Regions from separate parts of the Homo sapiens genome. Here regions 2 and 3 are each linked to region 1. The links are chromatin contacts, found by Hi-C or POLR2A ChIA-PET in ENCODE. All regions are on one chromosome and are shown on one strand. Each heading gives the region's core, a stretch centred on a gene start or an enhancer-like site at or near the end of the contact. The rest is flanking DNA. Distances are from core to core; before and after follow the strand shown. Region 1 holds the start of GADD45GIP1 (GADD45G interacting protein 1). Region 2 holds the start of JUNB (JunB proto-oncogene, AP-1 transcription factor subunit). Region 3 overlaps CACNA1A (calcium voltage-gated channel subunit alpha1 A).

Region 1 (3,536 bases), core at 41-2,540:
CAGGAAAGGGAACATCACACACCGGGGACTGTTGTGGGGTGGGGGGAGGGGGGAGGGATAGCATTAGGAGATATACCTAATGCTAAATGACGAGTTAATGGGTGCAGCACACCAACATGGCACATGTATACATATGTAACAAACCTGCACGTTGTGCACAAGTACCCTAAAACTTAAAGTATAATAATAATAAAATAAAATAAAATAAACTTTTTGAAGGCAAAAAAAAAAAAAAAAGAATAGCATGGGGGAAACCACCCCCGTGATCCAACCACCTCCCTTCCCCGACATGTGGGGATTACAGGTCCCTCCCTGGACACATGGGGATTATAATTCAGGATGAGATTTGGTTGGGGACACAGAGCCAAACCATATCAGTGGCCCTGCCACAGCCTCTTATTTTTGATTTTTCAATGTGTTCATTCAACATGATTTCAGATTATTCATTGGAGGGCTACTGTGTGCACAGAAGACACATGGATGAATAAAACAGTATGGTTTCTGATATGCAAAAAACAAAAATACAATTTTTACCCAAAGAACACTGAACACTTAGAAAAAAATACACAAATATATATTTGTAGCCAGGTGAGCGTATATATATATGTATATGTGTGTGTGTGTGTATGCATGTATGTATTTATTTTTATTTATTAATTTTTTAGACGGAGTTTCGCTCTTGTTACCCAGGCTGGAATGCAATGGCACGATCTCGGCCCACCCCAACCTCCGCCTCCCGGGTTCAAGCGATTCTCCTGCCTCAGCCTCCCGCGGAGCTGGGACTACAGGCATGCGCCACCATGCCCGGCTAATTTTGTATTTTTAGTAGAGACGGGGTTTCTCCTCTCCTCCCGGAAGGCGGAGGTTACAGTGACCCGAGATCACGCCGTTACCCTCCAGCCTGGGCGACAGAGCGAGACTCTGTCTCGAAAAAAAAAAAAAAAAAAGACTGGTCTCGAACTCGCGACCTCAGGTGATCCGCCCGCCTCGGCCTCCCAAAGTGCTGAGATTACAGGCGTGAGCCACCGCGCCCGACAAAAATATGTATTTTTAAGTGTCAGTGTGCAGAAAGGAGAAGAAAAAAAGTGAAAATTAAAAATGACTTTAATCAGTAACTGCTTAACTAAAATTTAAAGTTATACTTGGAAACGTATAAAACCCATACTATCCCCTTCGCCGCCCTCCCCCGAACTGAGGCAGCAGGGACACCCCTCGCCCTGCCCTGGCCCACACCGGGCCTCGCGCTCAGGCACCGGGCATGGACAGCCCGGCGGGCCTGTGAGGACCCCGCACAGCCAAGATGGCGGCGTCCGTGCGACAGGCACGCAGCCTACTAGGTGTGGCGGCGACCCTGGCCCCGGGTTCCCGTGGCTACCGGGCGCGGCCGCCCCCGCGCCGCAGGCCGGGACCCCGGTGGCCAGACCCCGAGGACCTCCTGACCCCGCGGTGGCAGCTGGGACCGCGCTACGCGGCTAAGCAGTTCGCGCGTTACGGCGCCGCCTCCGGGGTGGTCCCCGGTTCGTTATGGCCGTCGCCGGAGCAGCTGCGGGAGCTGGAGGCCGAAGAACGCGAATGGTACCCGAGCCTGGCGACCATGCAGGAGTCGCTGCGGGTGAAGCAGCTGGCCGAAGAGCAGAAGCGTCGGGAGAGGTGCGTGCGTGCAGGCAGACGCGGGGCTGCCCTCTGTGCCCCGTGGGCGAACTGGGCCCCAAACCGTGCCTACCCCTTCGGGGTCACGTCGCAGCATCTGCATGTTGTAGATTTATGTATACGCTCACCTGGCCGCAAAACAAACTCAGAATAACGTCCATTTAGTCATTCATCAGCAAGTTTTGTTTGTTTGTTTGTTTGTTTTTTGGAGACAAGAGTCTCGCTCTGTTGCCCAGGCTGGAGTGCAGTCGCAAGATCTTGGCTCACTGCAACCTCCGCCTCCCCGGTTCAAGCGATTCTCCCGCCTTAGCCTCCGGTGTAGCTGGGATTACAGGCGTGCACCACCACGCCCGGCAAATTTTTGTAGTTTTAGTAGAGACGGGGTTCCACCATGTTGGCCAGGCTGGTCTCAAACTCCTTACTTCAAGTGATCCACCTGCCTCAGCCTCCCAAAGTGCCGGGATTACAGGTGTGAGCCATCACGTCCGGCCATCACCACCAAGTCTTTACTGAGCGCATACCGTGTGCAAGACCCTGTCCCAGGCCGGGGGCGGTGGCTCGTGCCTGTAATCCCAGTTATTTGGGAGGCCGAGGCAGGCCCCAAAAGGGCCCTTAATATCAGATGGCGACAGCTGACAGGCAAGATAATACCAATGGTGACAGCCGACTAGTAGGAAGGTAAAAGAGTGAAGAGTGTGTGCCTGAGGGCAGCTTTGGTTTGGGAAGCCTCAGGCCTCTCTGAGGAGGTGATGTTTAAGCAAAGACCTGAATAACCAGACTTAGCTATGGGGCGATCTCTTGGGTAGAAAGTTTCTGGTAAAGGGAACAGCTGGGGCAAATGCCCTGAGATACGATATGCCTTAAAGAACAGCCAGGAAGCCAGTGTGGCTGGGGAAAAGGTGAGGGCAGGAAGGTGATGGGTCCTGGAACCAAGAGGGCAGAGGTCAGATACAGAGGCAGGTCTGAAGGACCAGGGGCATCTTTTTGTTGTTGTTGTTGTTGTTGTTTTGAGGCAGAGTTTTGCTCTTGTTGCCCAGGCTGGAGTGCAATCTCAGCTCACTGCAACCTCTGCCTCCCAGGATCAAGAGATTCTCCTGCTTCAGCCTCCCGAGTAGCTGGGATTACAAGCGCCCACCACCACACCCGGCTCATTTTTTGTATTTTTAGTAGAGATGGGGTTTCGCCATATTGGCCAGGCTGGTCTCAAACTCCTGACCTCAGGTGATCCATCTGCCTCGGCCTCCCAAAGTGCTAGGATTACAGGCGTGAGCCACCGCGTCGGGCCAGACCAGGGGCATCTCTTATAGATAATGCCACATCCTGGAGCGTGAAGGGGGTAGGTCAAGTGTGTTCCTGGTGTTTAATCTTCTTGTTTTCCTAATAGCCTTAAGAGGAAGAAGGGATTGCCCTAATTTTAGAGATGAGGAAACTGAGGCTTGGTGAAGTGAAGTCATGCGTCTGATCACCCAGGCAGGGAATCATGGAGCAGGGACTCCTGTTTCTGCCCCTCCTCAGCCAGATGACCATTATAGGGCTTAATTCTTTTACTTTTCTAATCCTTAAATGAGGCTGTCATAAAAAAGAACGAGATCATGTCCTTTGCAGGGACACGACGGGAGCTGGAGGCTATCATCCCTAGCAAACTAACACAGGAACAGAAAACCAAATACAACGTGTTCTCACTTGTAAGTGGGAGCTAAATGATGAGAACACATGGACACACAGGGGAGCAACACACACTAGGGCTTTTTGGAGGGTGGAGGGAGAGGATCAGGAAAAATGACCTCTAGGTACTAGGTTTAATACCTGAGTGATGAAATAAATCTGTACAAAAAAACCCCATGACACAAGTTTACCTACGTAACAAACCTGCACTTGTACCCCTG
Region 2 (3,958 bases), core at 90-2,589, 170 kb after region 1:
AGGGGACGTTCAGAAGGCGTGTCCCTTGACCCCAAGCAGCAGCTGACAGCCGTTGCTGACGTGGGTCATGACCTTCTGTTTGAGCTGGGCCACCTGCTCCCGGAGGAGGCCGGCGGTACTCGACAGCCCCGCGTTCTCGGCCTTGAGCGTCTTCACCTTGTCCTCCAGGCGCGCGATGCGCTCCAGCTTCCGCTTCCGGCACTTGGTGGCCGCCAGCCGGTTCCGCAGCCGCTTGCGCTCCACTTTGATGCGCTCTTGGTCTTCCATGTTGATGGGGGACACCGGCGGCGTGGCGTCCCGGCTGCGCGCCTCCGGCACGGTCTGCGGTTCCTCCTTGAAGGTGGAGGCGCCGCGGCCCAAGCCCAGCTGCGCCGGGTGGCCACCGGCGAAGGGCGGCGCGTGTGGGAGGTAGCTGATGGTGGTCGTCGGGTACGAGCTCCCGGTCCCGACGGCAGCCCCGGCGCCTCCCGAGGACGCAGAGGCTGGGGAGTAGCTGCTGAGGTTGGTGTAAACGGGAGGTGGCTCCGGGCCGGCGTAGACGCCCCCGGGCCCAGCCGGGGGCCCCCCGGTAGCGCCCAGGGACACGTTGGGGGGTGTCACGTGGTTCATCTTGTGCAGATCGTCCAGGGCTTTGACAAAGCCGTCGGCGAAGCCCTCCTGCTCCTCGGTGACGCCGCCCCCTGCGCCCCCTGCACCTCCACCGCTGCCACCCCCGCGGGGGTAAAAGTACTGTCCCGGGGGTGTAGGCGTCGTCGTGATCACGCCGTTGCTGTTGGGGACAATCAGGCGTTCCAGCTCCGAAGAGGCGAGCTTGAGAGACGCGCCGGTGTCCGAGCCCTGACCAGAAAAGTAGCTGCCGCCACCGCCGCCCTCTGGGCCGGGTCCGCGAGCCCCAGGCGCTTTGAGACTCCGGTAGGGGTCGGCCAGGTTGACCGCCAGGCTCGGTTTCAGGAGTTTGTAGTCGTGTAGAGAGAGGCCACCAGGGGCCCGGCCGTATCCCGTAGCTGTGTATGAGTCGTCGTGGTAGAAGGGCTGTTCCATTTTAGTGCACATCCGGGCGGCCCAGGCGGTCTGGGGAGGGTCCCTGCGGGGCCGCTCCGGGCCTCGCTGCAGCGAGCGGCGAGCTCTCCGCTGCGGTGACCGGACTGGGTGCCTGGTCGCGCGTTCTCGGGGGCTGGCGCGGGCGGGTAGCAGCCAGCCGGCAGCTGTGCGCAAAAGCCCTGTCAGGCTTCCCGAGCCCCCGTCGCCCTCTCTGGCGCGATAGCTTTCCTGGCGTCGTTTCCCCCAGCTCCCAGCTCCCTGCTGGCTCCGAGGCTGGCCTGGCCGCTCTCAAGGTCCCAGCCGCTCAGCCTGAGCCACACGCCTTTATACCGCGCTAGTCAGCCACGGAAGTGCGCTCCGATTGGCCGTCGCCGGAGCCGGGCCCCCGCGCCCCCCTCCTCGAGCGTGGGGAAGGGGAGGAGGCGGCTCGCGTCACTGTCAGGAAGCGCGTGTCCTTGTAAACAGCGGCCACGGGCCGGGTGGCTCGGCGGGGCTGCAGGGGGAGGGGCTCAAAGGACCTCGGGGTACGCATGGAAGGAGGTGCTGGGGGGCCCAGGCACATGAGTGAGGGGTTTCAGGGAGGAGGATGATTTCCCTGGAGTCCACTGGGACAAATACCAGGACCTGGTACGCAGCAAGTGGGGTGAGGGTCCCAGTATGTGCGAAGAAACCCCTGAGGTACCCAGAATACGAGAGGGGTAGGAGGACTGACAATCCATTGGGAGACCCCAAAAAGCAGAAATGAGGGTTAAGCACTGTAAATCGGGAGGGTTAAGGAGACACCTGACCCAGGAATTGACTGGGGGTCCCGGGCTCAGAAGGATGCGGGACTGGAATTTTCACAGGACGGAGGAGGGGAGAGATCAAAAGGGGTGAGTGGGTGGAGCTGCATGACCCATTAAATTGCAAGAAATGAGTAGGGGTCCAGGAGCTCATGGGAGCTGAGTCCAGAGTCTGAGGCTCTCCCGTAAGCGGGAAGGAGGCATTAGGGGAAGTCTAGATATGCAGAAAGCTAGTAAGCGGCCTGGGGTACACTGAGGCAGGTAAAATATGCCAGGTAGAAGATGGAGACATGTCTGCCAGAAATTGGGGACCACTGGGGTCATCTGCTAGCCCGGATGAAGGAGAGAGTTAGAAGGGGCCGGACACATCTTCGGAGCAGAGAAGACAATAAGAGGGTACTCAGTTGACATGTGAGGAGGGGGCCTTGAGGGTCCCGCGCACCAGGACTGCTGGATCTTCCACGACTGCTGCTCCCCCTCGATGGTAACCTCTTAGTCATCTGTATTCTCTGTCCCCCATCCTAAAACCCTCCCCTATTGACCCTGGGCTTTGCCCAACACCGTGTCGGCTCCTAGAGCCTGGACCCAGCCCGACGGCTGGGGCGCGGTCGCCCAACCCCACTCCCTTCCTTAGAAACAGGCTGGGGAAAGAGCGCAGAGGCAGGAAGTGTGGCAACAGCCCCGGGGGAAGGAGCCCGGCCCTGTCTCCGTCACTCGGATCCTACGGGACCGTGCGCCCCGCCCTGGGTCCCGCCGCATCCTGCGCCTCGGAAGAGGAACCTGGGCGTGCGAGCCCCCGCGGAGGCCCGGGTGCTTGGAGCCCGCCCAGCCGCGGCAGCCTCCAGCCACCATCCTCTCCCCTCAAGCAATGGTTCCGCCCGCGGTGCCTGCAGGGGACCGCGGAGGCAGGCGGCTTGGGGAGTGTTCCATTGGCCCGACGGCGGGGGACGCAGCCGAGGAGCGGGGCCTGGTCGCCATGGCAACAGGCGGGAGTCCGCGGGCAGGACTGAGCGCGGGCCGGCCCCCGAAGTCTCTCCCCGCCGCCCATATTAGGGCACAGGAAGAGGTGGGACCAGCGCTGTCCTGGGGCCCCGAGCCAGAAGCGGGGAACCCGACTATCTGCCAGGTCCCAGGGCGCGCCTGGGCCCCCAGACTGCTAGTCCCGACCAGCCCCGACCGCCGCCCCCGGGGCCCCCACGGCCGCCTGGCCCGGCCCCGCCCCACCCCGCCGCTTTGGGGCTGCGTCCTGCCAGGCCCGGCCTGGCCCAACCCAGCCCGGCAGGTCCCCGCCTGCCCGCGGGCCTGGGTCGGACTTCGCCCCCGGCCCGACGGGGCGCGGAGAGGGCGGGCCGATGCCTCGAGGCGCCCCCGGCGCCTGGGCGGGCTGGAACGGCGGCTGCCTCCTCCCTCGGGTGGGGTGCCCTTCCCTTCTGCCAGGAGATCTGGAGCTCCGTCCCCAACACCCCCCACTCACTCATGTGAGTCAGGGGCCCCACTCTCGTTTTAGTCTGCAGGTCCCATCCTACTATCATCCAGAATACCTAGAGGGAGCCCCCCTCCTTCCCTAGAGTAGCTCTGTCATCTGAGAGCTTCCCTCCCCGAGTCAGAGAAGACCTGAAAATCTAAGGGGAGAATATGAGGGAACCCAGAGCCCCTTCCCGGGAAGGGCTGCGGCGAGGTGCAGACGGTCAGGCTTCCAGTTAGACTTAAGGTGGGACTTCCGAGCAGTTAGTGTGTGAACCCACTAGACCAAGAGGTGAGAAGCCTAGTGTCTCTGTCTCTGTCTCTGTCTCTCTCTCTCTCTCTTTGTCTCTCTCTCTCTCTCTCAGCTTCCCAGGCCTCTGTCTTCTGGAGGATGAAGAGAGCCTCTCTCTTCTTTAGGGTAGAAAGAGGCTAAGGGATAGGGGTTAAACAGCCATTCCGGGGCAGCCTAGATCTCACCAAGTGTGGGAAAGAGAAGGAAAACGAAAGAGGCGAAAAAGAAACTGAGCTATGTGGGGGCAGGGGGAAGTCCAGCAGTGCAGTGGCCTTGCTGGAGGAAGGTCCCAGCAGAAGCTGGGGGCGTCCCGTCCTTGGAGGGTCCCTGTGACCCCTAAATGCCCCCTCCCTTCTTCCCCTTGCTTGAATGGCTCCCC
Region 3 (3,778 bases), core at 1-2,500, 250 kb before region 1:
TGGTGCTAGCTGCTGACCCCAGCCCACCGGCCTGTCCCCTCCCCCAGACCATCTCAGACACCAGCCCCATGAAGCGTTCAGCCTCCGTGCTGGGCCCCAAGGCCCGACGCCTGGACGATTACTCGCTGGAGCGGGTCCCGCCCGAGGAGAACCAGCGGCACCACCAGCGGCGCCGCGACCGCAGCCACCGCGCCTCTGAGCGCTCCCTGGGCCGCTACACCGATGTGGACACAGGTGGGCAGCCCTGTGGTGCTCAGGGACAAGCAGAACAGAGGAGAGGAGAGGGGAGGAGAAGGCAGGGCGGAGGAGACACTAAGGAAGAAGAAAGGGAGAGGCCTCCATGGAGAGGGGACAGAGGGGGCCAGGCAGCAGCTGCAGGAACCTGGGTACTACCCCCTCCCCCCAACCCACTGACCTGCCTCGGTTCAGGGGATCTCTAGGGCCCCCACACCTTCCAGGTGGCCTCCTGTGTGTGCATCTGCCCCACCTCTCCCTCACGACCACCTGTGTGTCTGTCTGACCCTCACCCGGCCCAGGCTTGGGGACAGACCTGAGCATGACCACCCAATCCGGGGACCTGCCGTCGAAGGAGCGGGACCAGGAGCGGGGCCGGCCCAAGGATCGGAAGCATCGACAGCACCACCACCACCACCACCACCACCACCATCCCCCGCCCCCCGACAAGGACCGCTATGCCCAGGAACGGCCGGACCACGGCCGGGCACGGGCTCGGGACCAGCGCTGGTCCCGCTCGCCCAGCGAGGGCCGAGAGCACATGGCGCACCGGCAGGTGGGTGCGGCTGCAAGTGACCCCAGGCTGGGCTCGGCCGGGAGGCGGGGAGGAGAGAAGGGGATACCCCATCCAACAGCCACTCTAGGCAAAGGTCCCCGGATCCCGGCTGTGACCACCTCCCATCCTGCCCCCAAGCCACCGGGGTGCCCGGCGGCCGGAGCGGACACGGATCCCCACCACACCAGCTGCCTATGCTGTCCCCCCAGCCCCCTTGCCCACCCGCCGCCCCCTCCCCGCCGCCCGCAGCTGCTTGCTCCTCGGTTGTGGATCATATTTGAGTTCTGGGCCGTGCCGCCCGACCTTTCACTTTCCTTTAACCCGGCTTCTGTTTTTGTTTCAATTATGATTTCTGTCCTCTGGACGCCTGTGAGTAATTTTTGAAACTTCTGCTATTTTTAACCCCGAAACTTACAAAACTCCATTTCTCATTTCTCTTTTCACTTTGTTGTGTTGGTTTTCGACTCCTCCCCTCCCTGTCTCACTCCCCCTCCTCCCCTCCCTCCTCCCTGTGGCTGTTGCTTTTTTCCATTCAATGTCCTGTGTCCCCCCTCTCCTCCTCCTCCTCCTCCTCCCCCTCCCCCTCCTCCCTCTCCTCCCGGCCCCTCTCCCTTCGCTCCCCTCTCTTCCTCCCAATCCCGTGTCTCCTTTGATTTTGTTGTATCTTTTTTTTTGATTTCCTTTGTTTCAATTTTCGTGTAGGGCAGTAGTTCCGTAAGTGGAAGCCCAGCCCCCTCAACATCTGGTACCAGCACTCCGCGGCGGGGCCGCCGCCAGCTCCCCCAGACCCCCTCCACCCCCCGGCCACACGTGTCCTATTCCCCTGTGATCCGTAAGGCCGGCGGCTCGGGGCCCCCGCAGCAGCAGCAGCAGCAGCAGCAGCAGCAGCAGCAGCAGGCGGTGGCCAGGCCGGGCCGGGCGGCCACCAGCGGCCCTCGGAGGTACCCAGGCCCCACGGCCGAGCCTCTGGCCGGAGATCGGCCGCCCACGGGGGGCCACAGCAGCGGCCGCTCGCCCAGGATGGAGAGGCGGGTCCCAGGCCCGGCCCGGAGCGAGTCCCCCAGGGCCTGTCGACACGGCGGGGCCCGGTGGCCGGCATCTGGCCCGCACGTGTCCGAGGGGCCCCCGGGTCCCCGGCACCATGGCTACTACCGGGGCTCCGACTACGACGAGGCCGATGGCCCGGGCAGCGGGGGCGGCGAGGAGGCCATGGCCGGGGCCTACGACGCGCCACCCCCCGTACGACACGCGTCCTCGGGCGCCACCGGGCGCTCGCCCAGGACTCCCCGGGCCTCGGGCCCGGCCTGCGCCTCGCCTTCTCGGCACGGCCGGCGACTCCCCAACGGCTACTACCCGGCGCACGGACTGGCCAGGCCCCGCGGGCCGGGCTCCAGGAAGGGCCTGCACGAACCCTACAGCGAGAGTGACGATGATTGGTGCTAAGCCCGGGCGAGGTGGCGCCCGCCCGGCCCCCCACGCACCCCACGCACACACCCCACCCGAGGAGCCGCGCAGAGGCCGCGGGGGCCCAGCACAGAGGGCCCGGGAGAGGGCCAGCCGGGAGACCCCAGACTCTGGAGAGGCCAGGGCTGGGCCACAAGGGTGTCCCGCAGAGACCCTCGGCCAAAAGAGACCCTCCTGGGCAGCCACGGCGCCCCCCAACCAGCCCCGATCCCCCCACCCACGACAGGGGCTCTCGGGTGGGAGGCAGGGAGCAGACAAACCACACAGCCAAGGGATTTGAATTAACTCAGCCATTTTTGGAGAACTTTGGGGAACATGAAAAAAAAAAAAAAAAAAAAAAAAAAAAACATTTTTAAAAGAAAAAACGGGGAGAAAAAAATAGCTTCTATTGATGAGTTTTATCATCTCAATTGAATCTTTCCTTTCCCTGATGAAGACAGCTGGTGGCCGAGTGCGGCAAAGAAGCCAGAAGGAACCAGAATCCCAGTGCCCTACACCCACCACCAGACACACTCACACCCACACACGTTCTCAGACACACACAAGAGTGCTTGCCGGTTATACCAAACCCTACTATTACTGCCTGCAGAAATCAATTTAAAAAAATAATAATAACAATAAACAATTTTAAAAAGGACAAAAAAATTAATGATTGAGAAAAGAGGCATTTTTTTCTGACATTTGGTCCTGCTTGAAACAACAAAAGAAGAAGAAAAACCCACCATCACCACCGATTCCTTTGCTTCTTTTTTCCTTTTTTCCTACCTTGTTTGAAAACCGTGGGCTTGGGACTGTGAATTATTGCATGACATTCAAAAAGAAAAAAAAAATAAAAAAAAGTTGAATCAAAGGGCTTTTGGATAGGAGTGGTCTTTGTCCCTTGGCTAGGTGCTGCCTGGGTGGGTCTCTCTTGGGGAATCATACAAAGAGGCACTTCTTTGTTAGCTCCTAGAAGCACTGTTTGAAAGCGACAAGGAGGCCGGGCATCATGCACGCCTGTAATCCCAGCACTTTGGGAGGCTAAGGCAGATGGATCACTTGAGGTCAGGAGTTCGAGACCAGCCCGACCAACATGGCAAAACCTCATCTCTACTAAAAATACAAAAAAAATTAGCCATGCGTGGTTGCACAAACTGTAATCCCAGCTACTCCGGAGGCTGAGGCATGAGAATCACCTGAGCCTGAGAGGCGGAGGTTAGCAGTGAGCCAAGATCCCACCACTGCACTCCAGCCTGAGTGACGGAATGAGACTCTTGTCTCAAAATAAAAAAAAAAAAGGCAGGGCGCGGTGGCTCACGCCTATAATCCCAGCACTTTGGGAGGCCGAGGTGGGTGGATCACATGAGGTCAGGAGTTCACAACCAGCCTGGCCAACATAGTGAAACGCCGTCTTTACTACAAATACAAAAATTAGCCACGCGTGGTGGTGGGTGCCTGTAATCCCAGCTACTCGGGAAGCTGAGGCAGGAGAATTGCTTGAACCCAGGAGGCGGAGGTTGCAGTGAACCAAGATCGTGCCACTGC

Evidence for each region. A loop is a pair of places that touch in the nucleus more often than their neighbours do. ChIA-PET counts read pairs that join two places held with the same protein, here RNA polymerase II (POLR2A). Pooled maps may share reads with other maps.
Region 2: a pooled map shows a loop between it and region 1 (3-fold over the local background). The contact joins the promoter of JUNB here to the promoter of GADD45GIP1 in region 1. A Hi-C loop is called at or near these places in 3 of 168 maps with a recorded cell type or tissue (CD4-positive, alpha-beta memory T cell, CD8-positive, alpha-beta T cell and ascending aorta), 2 of 37 single-sample maps with no recorded cell type and 11 of 50 pooled maps. POLR2A ChIA-PET finds 5 or more read pairs at or near these places in 14 of 52 experiments (AG04449, GM10248, H1 and 10 more).
Region 3: a loop to region 1 is called in a pooled map, with 4 times the contacts of the local background. The contact joins the enhancer-like site here to the promoter of GADD45GIP1 in region 1. A Hi-C loop is called at or near these places in 4 of 50 pooled maps. POLR2A ChIA-PET finds 5 or more read pairs at or near these places in 4 of 52 experiments (CD4-positive, alpha-beta T cell, Caco-2, OCI-LY7 and 1 more).

Annotation. Positions count from the first base shown.
Region 1 is chr19:12,954,977-12,958,512 of GRCh38, reverse strand. GADD45GIP1 (GADD45G interacting protein 1) reads left to right here and starts at 1,290. Exons shown (of 2, transcript NM_052850.4): 1 at 1,290-1,650. The coding sequence starts at 1,301. RefSeq lists a silencer at 1,344-1,513 and enhancers at 942-1,814, 1,914-1,963.
Region 2 is chr19:12,788,867-12,792,824 of GRCh38, reverse strand. JUNB (JunB proto-oncogene, AP-1 transcription factor subunit) reads right to left here and starts at 1,339. Exons shown (of 1, transcript NM_002229.3): 1 at 1-1,339. The coding sequence starts at 1,053. The coding sequence ends at 10. It also overlaps a transcript of HOOK2 not described here. RefSeq lists silencers at 541-650, 1,021-1,600, 2,461-3,230, cis regulatory regions at 1,080-1,634, 2,474-2,994 and enhancers at 1,365-1,976, 2,277-2,776, 3,681-3,958.
Region 3 is chr19:13,205,768-13,209,545 of GRCh38, reverse strand. CACNA1A (calcium voltage-gated channel subunit alpha1 A) reads left to right here. Exons shown (of 47, transcript NM_001127222.2): 45 at 48-234; 46 at 537-790; 47 at 1,493-3,104. The coding sequence ends at 2,233. Among named protein-coding and RNA genes, the nearest start is that of IER2, 57 kb to the right of the region's middle. RefSeq lists enhancers at 1-730, 1,037-1,306 and silencers at 717-906, 987-1,036. Within about 2 kb of position 1,250, at least 24 of the 41 ENCODE cell types and tissues checked have a DNase peak (open chromatin) inside an H3K27ac peak, as active enhancers do; they include OCI-LY7, where a contact is called at or near this core.